Regions from separate parts of the Homo sapiens genome. Here region 1 is linked to region 2. A link is an interaction called in ENCODE POLR2A ChIA-PET data of the cell type or tissue named here. Cell type or tissue: PC-9. All regions are shown on one strand. Links, peaks and the distances in the headings refer to the core of each region. The heading gives the core; the rest is flanking DNA. Region 1 overlaps ARMC9 (armadillo repeat containing 9). Region 2 overlaps ARMC9 (armadillo repeat containing 9).

The links. Peaks named below come from ENCODE experiments on the same cell type or tissue, not always from the same donor. Only the 100,000 strongest peaks of a DNase experiment are listed, where the experiment ranks them.
Region 1: POLR2A ChIA-PET joins it to region 2 with 5 read pairs; 3 of 35 experiments call an interaction of 5 or more read pairs at or near these places.

What each region holds. Positions count from the first base shown.
Region 1 is chr2:231,367,868-231,373,241 of GRCh38, forward strand. ARMC9 (armadillo repeat containing 9) reads left to right here. Exons shown (of 25, transcript NM_001352754.2): 24 at 2,086-2,258; 25 at 3,646-5,374. The coding sequence ends at 3,668. Among named protein-coding and RNA genes, the nearest start is that of MIR4777, 7.8 kb to the left of the region's middle. RefSeq lists enhancers at 1,177-1,823, 1,824-2,471, 2,472-3,118, 3,119-3,766. In PC-9, for the core only: no CTCF peak of the experiment used is centred there; a DNase peak (open chromatin) is centred at 2,454; H3K27ac peaks cover 1,532 bases.
Region 2 is chr2:231,250,574-231,255,947 of GRCh38, forward strand. The region is part of intron 9 of ARMC9 (armadillo repeat containing 9); the gene reads left to right. Among named protein-coding and RNA genes, the nearest start is that of ARMC9, 55 kb to the left of the region's middle. In PC-9, for the core only: no CTCF peak of the experiment used is centred there; no DNase peak of the experiment used is centred there.

The DNA.
Region 1 (5,374 bases), core at 55-5,054, 120 kb after region 2:
AGCTACTCGGGAGGCTGAGTCACGAGAACTTGAACCCAGGAGGCAGAGGTTGCAATGAGCCGAGATCGCACCATTGCACTACAGCCTGGGCAACGAGCAAAACTCCATTTCAAAAAAAAAAAAAAGATAAATTAAAATAAGTTAACTATTATAATAATGACACAAAATATCAAAATATGAATAGTAAAACATAAAAATTTGAACCAAATAATTTTAAAACACCTCATTTGATGGTTACACACGTTATACCTGCATCAGAATATCACACTGTACCCCATAAATATGTACAATTATTTATCAGTTTAAAAAAGAAAGAAACCACCTCACTAGACCACGTACAAAGCTCCTTTGTATGTGTGAAAAAAGCATCAGCAAAGCTTTCATGTAATGATTTTACAACCCAGTTCCCTGGTCAGATAGCCCCGCGTATCTGTGAACTCATCCCATCAGGAAATGCATCCTGATCTCTGATCCCCAGCCCCTAGCAGAATTCTCAGCACGCGTGAGCTTGATCAATGAATGAAAGAAAAGGAGAACATCCATTTATTAAATCCGAGTATATCAATCAGAAGAAATAATACCCAACTCTTGTAAATGCTAACGACAGGCTGCATGGATGTGTGGAGAGGGTGGGATGAGACTCATAAAAGCAGAGTGGTAACAGGAGCCTGTAACTGTACCCACAAGTAAGCAACAATGTCACATAGGCAAAAGGTAGAATATGGAAAATATTTGGGGGAATAGTGTTATGAGTGATACAAAAATTTTATTTTTTGAGACAGGGTCACACTTTGTTGCCCAAGCTGGAGGGCCCTGGCGTGAACAAAGCTCACTGCAGCCTTGACCTCCCAGGCACAAGTGATCTTCCTGCCTAGCCTCCCAAGTAGCTGGGATTACAGGCACATACCACCATGCCCCGCTAATTTTTTGTATTTTTAGTAGAGATGGGTTTTCACCATGCCGGCCAGGCTGGTCGCGAACTCCTGACCTTGTGATCTGCCCACTTTGGCCTCCCAAAGTGCTGGGATTACAGGCATGAGCCACCGCGCCCGGCCTATTTTTCTAATTATTAAAGTGATATGTTATCAATGTAAAAAAAGGCATATAGAAACAAATCAAACCAAAAGAATCCCACAGTCTCCTCCCAAGTCCTACTTCCCAGAACTATACTTCCATCTAAGGGGTGCTAACAACTGGGCCCAGGATATGTCCTCACTGAATTCTCACAGCTGTTCCTTAGACATTTTACAGGCAGGGAAACTGAGGCTCCCAAGGTGTCAGGGAACTCCCGTGCAATCACCATCTGGAGAGCGGTGGGGCTGGACCCAAGGCTCCATGGCATGGGGATTCTTGCCCATGGGTGCCTGCATTTCCCCACCTTATGCCCATCGTCTCCTTCCTCCTGTGCTTTCTTTTTTTTCTTTTTTTTTATTTTATTTTTTTGAGACAGAGTCTCACTCTGTCACCCAGGCTGGAGTGCAGTGGCGTGATCTTGTCCCACTGCAGCCTCTGCCTCCCAGGTTCAAGCAATTCTCCTGTCTCAGCCTCCTGACTAGCTGGGACTACAGGCATCTGCCACCATGCCTGGGTAATTTTTGTATTTTTAGTAGAGACGGGGGTCTCACCATATTGGTCAGGCTGGTCTCGAACTCCTGACCTCAGGTGATCCGCCCGCCTCGGCCTCCCAAAGTGTTGGATTACAGGCGTGAGCCACCATGCTCAGCCAGTTTCTTTTTTTTTTTTTTTGAGACAGAATTTTGCTCTTGTCGCCCAGGCTGGAGTGCAACAGTGCCGTCTTGGCTCACTGCAACCTCCTCCCAGGTTCAAGCGGTTCTCCTGCCTCAGCCTCCTGAGGAGCTGGAATTACAGGTGCCCGCCACCGCGCCCGGCTAATTTTTGAATTTTTAGTAGTGACGGGGCTTCACCATGTTGGCCAGGCTGGTCTCTAACTCCTGACTTCAGGTGATTTGTCCGCCTTGGCCTCTCAGAGTGCTGGGATTATAGGCGGGAGCCACCACACCCGGCCCCTCCTGTGGTTTCTAATGCTGTAGTAGCTGGGACTCCAGGTTGCACGTTTTGTTCTAGGGAATGTGCATCAGCCTTCACCTGCAAGCCCCGGGCCCCCTGCACTCCAGAGATGCTGGACTGGAACCCACCCAAGGCAAAGGCGTCAGTTCTGGCCCCTCTGTTCTCTTCGTGTGGCCCCCAGCAGGCCAGCCGCCCCGGCTCCACAGCGTCCTCCACAAGGGGCCTGCCGAGTAAGTCAGCCTGGGCCCCACTGGCGTGGGAGCCTGGCCACCCGCCAACCTGCAGGGAAGGGCATTTTGCTGCTATATTTGGCCCCGTGCTCCTGTGTGTACCAGGCCAGGCCAGAAGGGCAGAAGGCCTGCTTCCCTTCCCCACACAACCAGGCCCCAGCAGGTGGCTTCCTTTCCTCCAGGGACCGGTTCTGCATGAATCTTCCTTCCTATTAAATTCCCTTTGGCCTCAGTGACTCAAACTCAAGCTGAGGAGTGAGACCTCCAGGCAGGTCACTGAGAGAGAAGCCCCTCCCCACTTCCCTCTGTGGAGCTCACAGAGTTGGCCCTGAGCTGGCCCTGCTGCCCCGGGGTTGGCCCTGAAACTCGGACCTGCCCTGGTGGGAGGTGGTCCAGCCCCTGGTTCAGCCACTGTGTCCCTGCCTGGCCCAGCCTCGGTCAGGCCACCCCCAGGTCAAACAGAAGCGGGTGTCTGCTCGCAGGCTGGATGGAGGGGCCGCCAGAAGGGCCTGAAGATGGGATGGGCCCAAGGGCCCCCACTCTCTCCCTGGGGCCTCTCTCTCACCCTCTCACCTGAGGCTCACTGTAAGGACCACTTCTTTGTCTTTCTCTGTCCCCTTCCAGCCTCTGCCAATTGATAGCCCCTCCACCTCCACGCCCCAACTGAGCTGAACCTTTCTAGAGGGCTTTACCAAAACACAGGGAAAACAAAAGGACAGAACAAAAGGCCAGGCAGGACGAAAGGAGTCCCGCTTAGGATATGCGCATTTCTTTGGCCGCCCCCAGCCCGCCCCACCCTACTACCTTCCTGGCCAGGCCCTGGGCGCTCTGGTCAGCTGGGGACACGCTGGGTTGGAAGTGGGGGTAATGGCCATGGCTGGGGAGCCAGGTTGGGACCCCTCCCACTTCCCACTGGGAAACACACCCAAAACCCCAGCCCAGCCAGTCGCAGCCCAGGTCAGGCGCAGAGGAGGTGCAGCAAATCCAGGGGAGGCTCGGCCAGGAGGAAGGTGCCACTGGGGCAGGGATCCCCAGTCATAGCAACAGTGACACCAGCAGCTGGTGGCTGGCCTGGCCCCACATCTAGCAGCATAGCGTGGCCACGGTGTGGACAGCTCAGCCAGCCATGGGCGTTGTGTGTCCTGTGGGCTCAACAAACACGTGAGCTGTTGCCAGCAAAGCTGACTGAGTGACCCGCACCAAGCAGCCTGCTTCCTGTGAGGAAAGAGCCGGCCCGCCAGTCGAGCCCAGGCCACAGAACAGGTGACCTGGGAGAGGGAAGGTTCCCTCGCTTCTGAGCCGGCTGAAAGAGGGACTGAGTGGGACAGAGGGGATTCTGTGCGGAGACCACACAGCACTGGCATCTTGCTCTGGCTTTTCTCTCCAGGCAGCCAGTCTCACAGGAAGTAAGGATGTCCCCGGGTGTCCCCATCACGTTGCCGGAGGACCAGCCAGCTTCCCGCTCTCAGCTGGCAGCAGCTGCCGGTGATGGATGTGAAGGGACAGTTGTCCACAAGACTCTGGGAGCTGAGGGGAGGCCGGCTCTCCAGGCAGCACCAGAGCAAGGCCATCGCAGCCCCGCCAGCCGGGTCACTTTCTCCCAGGGCAGAGCCACCAAGGAGGGCTGGGGAGAGCCTGGCATTGCCCTCCTGGAGAGGGGAATTTCCTGCTCACCCTTCACACACAGAGGAGAGGGGTGGCTTTTGCCCGCAGGAGATCTTCTGGCCCCAGAAACAGCAGGTGCTGGATTTGCAGCCCTGGCCCTCCAGGCCCCAACAGGGCGACAGTGTAGGGCCAGCCTGGAGCAGGGCTTTTCCAAGGCTGCTGAAGCCAGCCCTCCTCACTTGGGCTGACTACCAGGACCCAGAAGGAACTCAGGGTGAAGCTCATTTTATTCTCAAGCCTGCGTCTCAGCAGCAAAGTTGGTGTTTTCTTCCTGTGTTAAAATCTGAGAAAGAAGGCCAGGTGCGGTGGCTCACGCCTGTAATTCCAGGACTTTGGAAGGCTGAGGCGGGCAGATCACGAGGTCAGGAGATCGAGACCATCCTGGCTAACGTGGTGAAACCCCGTCTCTACTAAAAAAATACAAAAAAATTAGCCGGGCGTGGTGGCGGGCGCTTGTAGTCCCAGCTACTCTGGAGGCTGAGGCAGGAGAATGGCGTGAACCCGGGAGGCGGAGCTTGCAGTGAGCCGAGATCGTGCCACTGCACTCTAGCCTGGGTGACAGAGCGAGACTCCGTCCCCAAAAAAAAAATTCTGAGAATATGGTGTGTTCCAGCCTCTTCAAAGCTCTGCTCTTCTGCACACGTTTTTTGAAGGCCTTAAAAAGGCCACCAGTGTGACCAGGGAGCACCCTCTGCCTCCCTCCCTGCACTGGGACCATAAACATAAACAGCTCTACCAGCAAAGTGACCCATCCCGCGGGGGAGGCCTGCGCACGCCCCTCACCAGGGCTGTCATCAGAATCCAGTCTTAGGACAGAGGAAGGATGTTTGCCTTCAGGACCAGCAAGTCACAGGTGTCCTGGATGTTACCCAAGCTCTAAAATCAAATAAAACCCATCAGTATTTAGTGGTGTGTGTGTGTGTGTGTGTGTGTGTGTGTGTGTGTGTGTGTGTGTGTGTGTGTGTATGAGTGTATGAAGGGAAATGGAAAGCAGAGAAAAGTCGCGTGCCCTCCCCCAGGCACCTGATCTGCCCACAGACCCTTCAATGGGGACATCTCTGGTCCCAATGGTCGTAAATAAAGGCTAAGCGCTGGATTTTTCCATGGCCCCCTGACTCCTCAGGAGCGCAGGCAGAGGAGGTAAACAGGAGGCCAGGTTACCCATGAGATGACCAGAAGCTCATCCAGGGCCGGGACCCTGGTTCATCTCGTGAATTCTTGGCAGCGGCTCCAGGCTGGGCACATTAGATGCTGTCATGTGACTGGCCTGGTGGCCACCTCTTGGTTCTCTGGAAATGTGTCCACTCTGTGCTCAGGGAAGAAGGCTGCCGTCCTGACCTGTCAGCCACCAGGCCCTCTCTGAACTCCTCACTTGACCCGGAGGCATTGGGAGCAAACACAAAGCTCGCCCCTGGTGTCAGTGGTGCAGACAGAGGAAAAGCAGAGGGTCC
Region 2 (5,374 bases), core at 236-5,235:
TAGACGGTGATGCTGGAAATGGTCCCTGAGAGCATGGAAGGCCAGGGAAGATCGGAGCTATCTTGGAGGATGGGGGGTGAAGGAGGCCGAAGAGAGTGAGGGGCTGCCAGGGAGAGGAGCTGGTGACTAAAGCCTTGCGGGGGCCTGGGTTGAGGCTGAGCAGATGCGATTTTTACAAAGACCCCTGTGTTGAGTGTGGAAGGAGGGCTGGAGGAGAGACCTGAAGCAGGGGAGTGGGCAGAGCAAATGTGGACTTTGGGACCCGACTGCCTGATTAGATTCTTGTTCTAGGGGAAGTTGCTCAGTCCCTGTGTTTGCTGATCTGAAAGTGGAAATGGCAGTGCATGAAATGAGTTAATATGTGTAAAGTTCCTACAGTGGCATGCCTGGTGACTAGTGAGCCCTCAGTAAATGTCAGTGAGTACATCCTTATTAAGCTAAGGTGGTAGTTCAGAGGAGAGAAGAAGTCCTGAATGGAGCCCCTGGCATGGGGATTGGAGAGAAGGTAGCAGCTGTGGGATGGAATCAGTAGGACCTGATACTTTGGGAGATGTAGAGAGTGAAGAGGCCACTTTTTTCTTTTCTTTTTCTGTTTCTTTTCCTTTTTTTTTGAGATGGAGTCTGGCTCTGTCACCCAGGCTGGAGTGCAGTGGTGCAATCTTGGCTCACTGCAACCTCCGCCTCCCGGATTCAAGCGATTCTCCTGCCTCGGCCTCCCAAGTAGCTGGGACTACAGGTGCCCGCCACCACACCTGGCTAATTTTTGTATTTTTAGTAGAGATGGGGTTTCACCATATTCGCCAGGCTAGTCTCAAACACCTGACCTTGTGATTCACCTGCCTCAGCCTCCCAAAGTGCTGGGATGACAGATGTGAGCCACTGCACCCGGCCTGGCCACTCTTAACTAATTTAATTCCTTAACAATCCTGTGAGGTAGGTACTGCTGGTGCCACCATTATGCAGATGAGGAAACTGAGGCGTGGGGAGTTATTCGGTCATTTATCCTCCTCATTGGATTGTGAGTGCTCTGAGAAGGGCATTTGCTTTCTTCACTGCGTATCACTAGCGCATAGCAGAGACCTGGCTGATGGGGGCAGTCAGTAGGTATGCTTTGCTTGCCAAATGCATGAAATACTGCAGCCTTCTCTCCTTATTTTATTATTTTTTTTTGAGACAGGGTCTTGCTCTGTCACCAAGGCTGCACCGCAGTGGTACAATCATAGCTCACTGCAGCCTCAACCTCCTGGGCTCAGGTGATCCTTCCACCTCAGCCTCCCGAGTAGCTGGGACTACAGGTGTGCACCACCACACCTGGCTAATTTTTACTTTTTGTTGAGATGAGTCTCACTGTGTTGCCTGGCTGGCCTTCTCTCATTGAGAGCATGCTGAGCCACTCCTTCTACAGCCATCTCCAGCTTTGTTTATTTTATTAGATACTAAAGTTGTAATAATGTTTATCAGACTGGCTGTACTCATGAAAGGGCCAATTATTACTGCTTTTCAACCAGTTTCTTCACAGGGCAAATAGAATGATAGAGAGTTTAGCAAAAGAGTGTTTTAAAAGGTAGAAAACGTTTTTTGGCTACGGAAAAAGGAGAATGTTGATAAATTTCATTTGTGGAAATAACCAGCCAATATCACTAATTATCAAGTATTTTTCTTTATATATTATGGTAATATTTTATTTATTTTTGAGACAGAGCTTTGCTCTTGTCACCCAGGCTGGAATGCAATGGCACGATCTCGGCTCACTGCAACCTCTGCCTCACTGATTCAAGCAATTCTCCTTCCGCAGCCTCCCAAGTAGCTGGGATTACAGGCGCCCGCCACCATGCCCAGCTAATTTTTGTACTTTTAGTGGAGACGGGGTTTCACCATGTTGGTCAGGCTGGTCTCGAACTCCTGACCTCAAGTGATCCACCCACCTCGGCCTCCCAAAGTACTGGGATTACAGGCATGAGCCACCGCTCCCAGCCATGCTAATATTTTAGTATGGCCATGTCCTTACTTGACCCGTCTGACTTGTTATCTTAGCTTCTTGGTCTCTGTAAGGTGTTAGGTGAATAATTTTTTTCTTTTTTGATACAGGGTCTCACTCTGTTGCCCAGGCTGGAGTGCAATGGTGTGATCTTAGCTCACTGCAGCCTCAACCTCCCAGGCTCAAGCAATCCTCCCACCTCAGCCTCTTGAGTAGCTGGGACCACAGGCACGTGCCATCACAACCCCCTAATTTTTTTTTTTTTTTTTGTAGAGATAGGGTTTCATCATGTTGCTCTGGCTGGTCTCAAACTCCTGGGCTCAAGTGATCCTCCTGCCTCAGCCTCCCAAAGTGTTGGGAGTACAGGCGTGAACGGCTATGCCCAGCTAGATGAATAATTTAGATGACATTTCAAACTTATTTTCTAAACTCACTATTTAAGCCAACAACAGGAATAGGTAATTTCTTTATTAAAACAATCAAGGGTTAAAAAGTATAAAAACATACATGCATGGTCTGAGCCACTTTTTTAATTTTAGTTTTTATTTTCATTGTTTTTTGTTTTTGTTTTTGTTTTTGTTTTTGTGTTTTGAGATGGAGTCTTGGTCTGTCACCCAGGCTGGAGTGCAGTGGTGTGATCGCAGCTCAGTCTCCTGTGTTCAAGCGATTCTCCTGCCTCAGCCTCCTGAGTAGCTGGGACTACAGGTTTGTGCCACCACGCCCAGCTAATTTTTTGTATTTTTAGTAGAGATGGAGTGTCACCATGTTGGCCAGGCTGGTCTTGAACTCCTGACCTCAAGTGATTTGCCTGCCTCGGCCTCCCAAAGTGCTGGGTTTACAGGCCGGGGCCACTGTGCCTGGCTGATCTGAGCCATGTAAAAGTGGTGTTTGGCTGGGCGCGGTTTGGCTGGGTTGAACCCAGTAGGCGGAGGTTGCAGTGAGCTGAGGTCATGCCACTGTACTCCAGCCTGGGAGACAGAGTGAGACTGTGTCTCAAAAAAAAGAAAAAAAAATGTTATGGACCAGAGTTGGGCTTCTCCAAGTTTATTGTGCAGGCATGTCCGCTGGGGACCTGGCTGAAGTGCAGGTTCTGGTTCAGGAAGTCTGGGATGGGACCCAAAATTCTGCATTTCCAATGAGAGCTGGATGATGCTGCTTGTCTGAGGAGCACACTTTGAGTAGCAGGGGGCTGCAGAGTCCAGAAACAAACCTAAGGATAGATGTATACCTAGCAGACAACAGAGGTAGGAAAGGGGTGGTTTATTTCATGGGTCACGGAGTCAGATGCTGTCAGGGCTAGGAAGTGTGTAAAGCAGCTGGTGTCAGGCTGTAGGGAGCTCTGGGGCCTGAAGATGATGTTCCTTCCACCTTAGTGTTCACATTCTAATTTAAAAAGGAAGAACAAAAAGGAGGTGAAGAAAAAGATAGGGAGGAAGCAAGACTTACTGATGGAAGCATTTTGAGGTGATGTTGGATGGCCTGGGTGGGACTTACATGACGCAGCACAGCTGGCTCTCGGGGAACAACAAAACAAAGTTGCATGCCTCATTCACACCACAGAGGAAAATACAGTAGCATGAATTCCAGAAGGATGAAATCTCTAAATGTAAAAAATAAAGCTATGAAAATGTTAGAAGAATTGAGAGAATGTGTGTATCATCTTGAGGTAGGGTAGACCTTCTTAAGCAAGACTGAAATCCATGAAAACAATCTGGTATCACATAAGGCATGAAGGCAAAGTCAAAAAGCAGGTAATGTCTATGAAAAATAATGGCCAATATCACTAAAGTTTAAGAAAGTAAACTCTTTTCTACCCTTCGAATTGATGGAAGTTTTAGAGTGATAGGCTCCAGTACTGATAACGAAAAAGGAAAGCTTTCCTTCAGTGCGGGGTGTCTGGCAATGTTTATCAGAATTGAAAATCACATACCCTTTGATCTAGATTTTGGAAGTCTAGCTTAGCTCATAAAACAAAATATCAGTAAGTACAAGCATGGTGGCGCACACCCGTAATCCCAGCTACTCTGGAGGCTGAGGCAGGAGGATTGCTTGAGCCCAGGAGTTCAAGACCAGTCTGGGCAATATAGTGAGACCCTATCTATAAAAAAAAAAAAAATTGAAAAAAATTGAAAAAAATTGAAAAAAATTTAAGTATCATTAACTGACAATAAGATTTTTAACAAGGCTTCTGTAATTTCATGCACACAGGGGAGAATCATAAAATGGATCCCCAAGTGCCCATCACCCAGCTTCAGCAATAAATGGCATTTCACTAATCTTGCTTGCTTTCTTCTCCTCTACTTATTCCCTGCCCCCACCCTGGAGTTCTTTAAAAGCCAATTCCAAACATGTCATGTCACCTGTAAATCATTCAATATACATTTCTAACTGATCAGAGGCTTTAATATACAAGCACATAGCCACAACACCAAATACAGTTAACACTAATTCCTTAGTATCTAATACCAGTCCACTCCATATTCAAGATTTTCCTTATTTTCTCAAAATATCTTTTTACAGTTGGTTTATTTGAGTCAGTTCAAACAAGCACTACACACTGTATCTGCTTATATGTTTCTCAGATGTATTTTAGTACATAATACAGCACTACCTGTAGTGGCAAAAAGAAACACACACACACACACACACACACACACACACACACACACAAAATAAATGGGACAAGAATCTCCGTAAAGTAGGTGATGATTTTGCCTATGGACAGGATCAGGATTAAAAGAGAGTGGGGTGGAAGAGGGGTTGTTAATGTTTTTTAAACACGTGTAGAAAATGTTTGACTTGGTACAAAGTGCACATTTTTATACTTGAAGAGAAAATCTTAATAAAGAAAAAAACCAGAATAATATAATGATTCATATTGCTTTTGTTCTTCACAATGTATTTAACTAGGCAGTTTGAAATGCCCCTGGGAGTTTGGTCAGGGAGAACCCATCGTTTTCCATAGAGGATTTTTTTTTGTTTGGTTGTTTTTGTTTTTTTTCTAAAGAAAATAAAGGAATCAAAGAATGGTTACTCCGTAGGCAGAGCAGCCTCTAGAGTTTTTCTTGGAGTGGTGTAACATCAAACCAGGGCTGGGTAGGCTGTGAGCTGGATTAGTGGTGTGTAACTTTAGTTTGGGTTGATTTTTACATCGTATGTGACTTTGGTTGGTGAATCCTGGTGGATTAAAACTTTGCACATCTGGGCCAGGCGCAGTGGCTCACGCCTGTAATCCCAACACTTTGGGAGGCCGAGGTGGGCGGATCACGAGGTCAGGAGATTGAGACCATCCTGGCTAACACGGTGAAACCCCGTTTCTACTAAAAATACTAAACAAAATTAGCTGAGCATGGTGGCAGGTGCCTGTAATCCCAGCTACTCAGGAGGCTGAGGCAG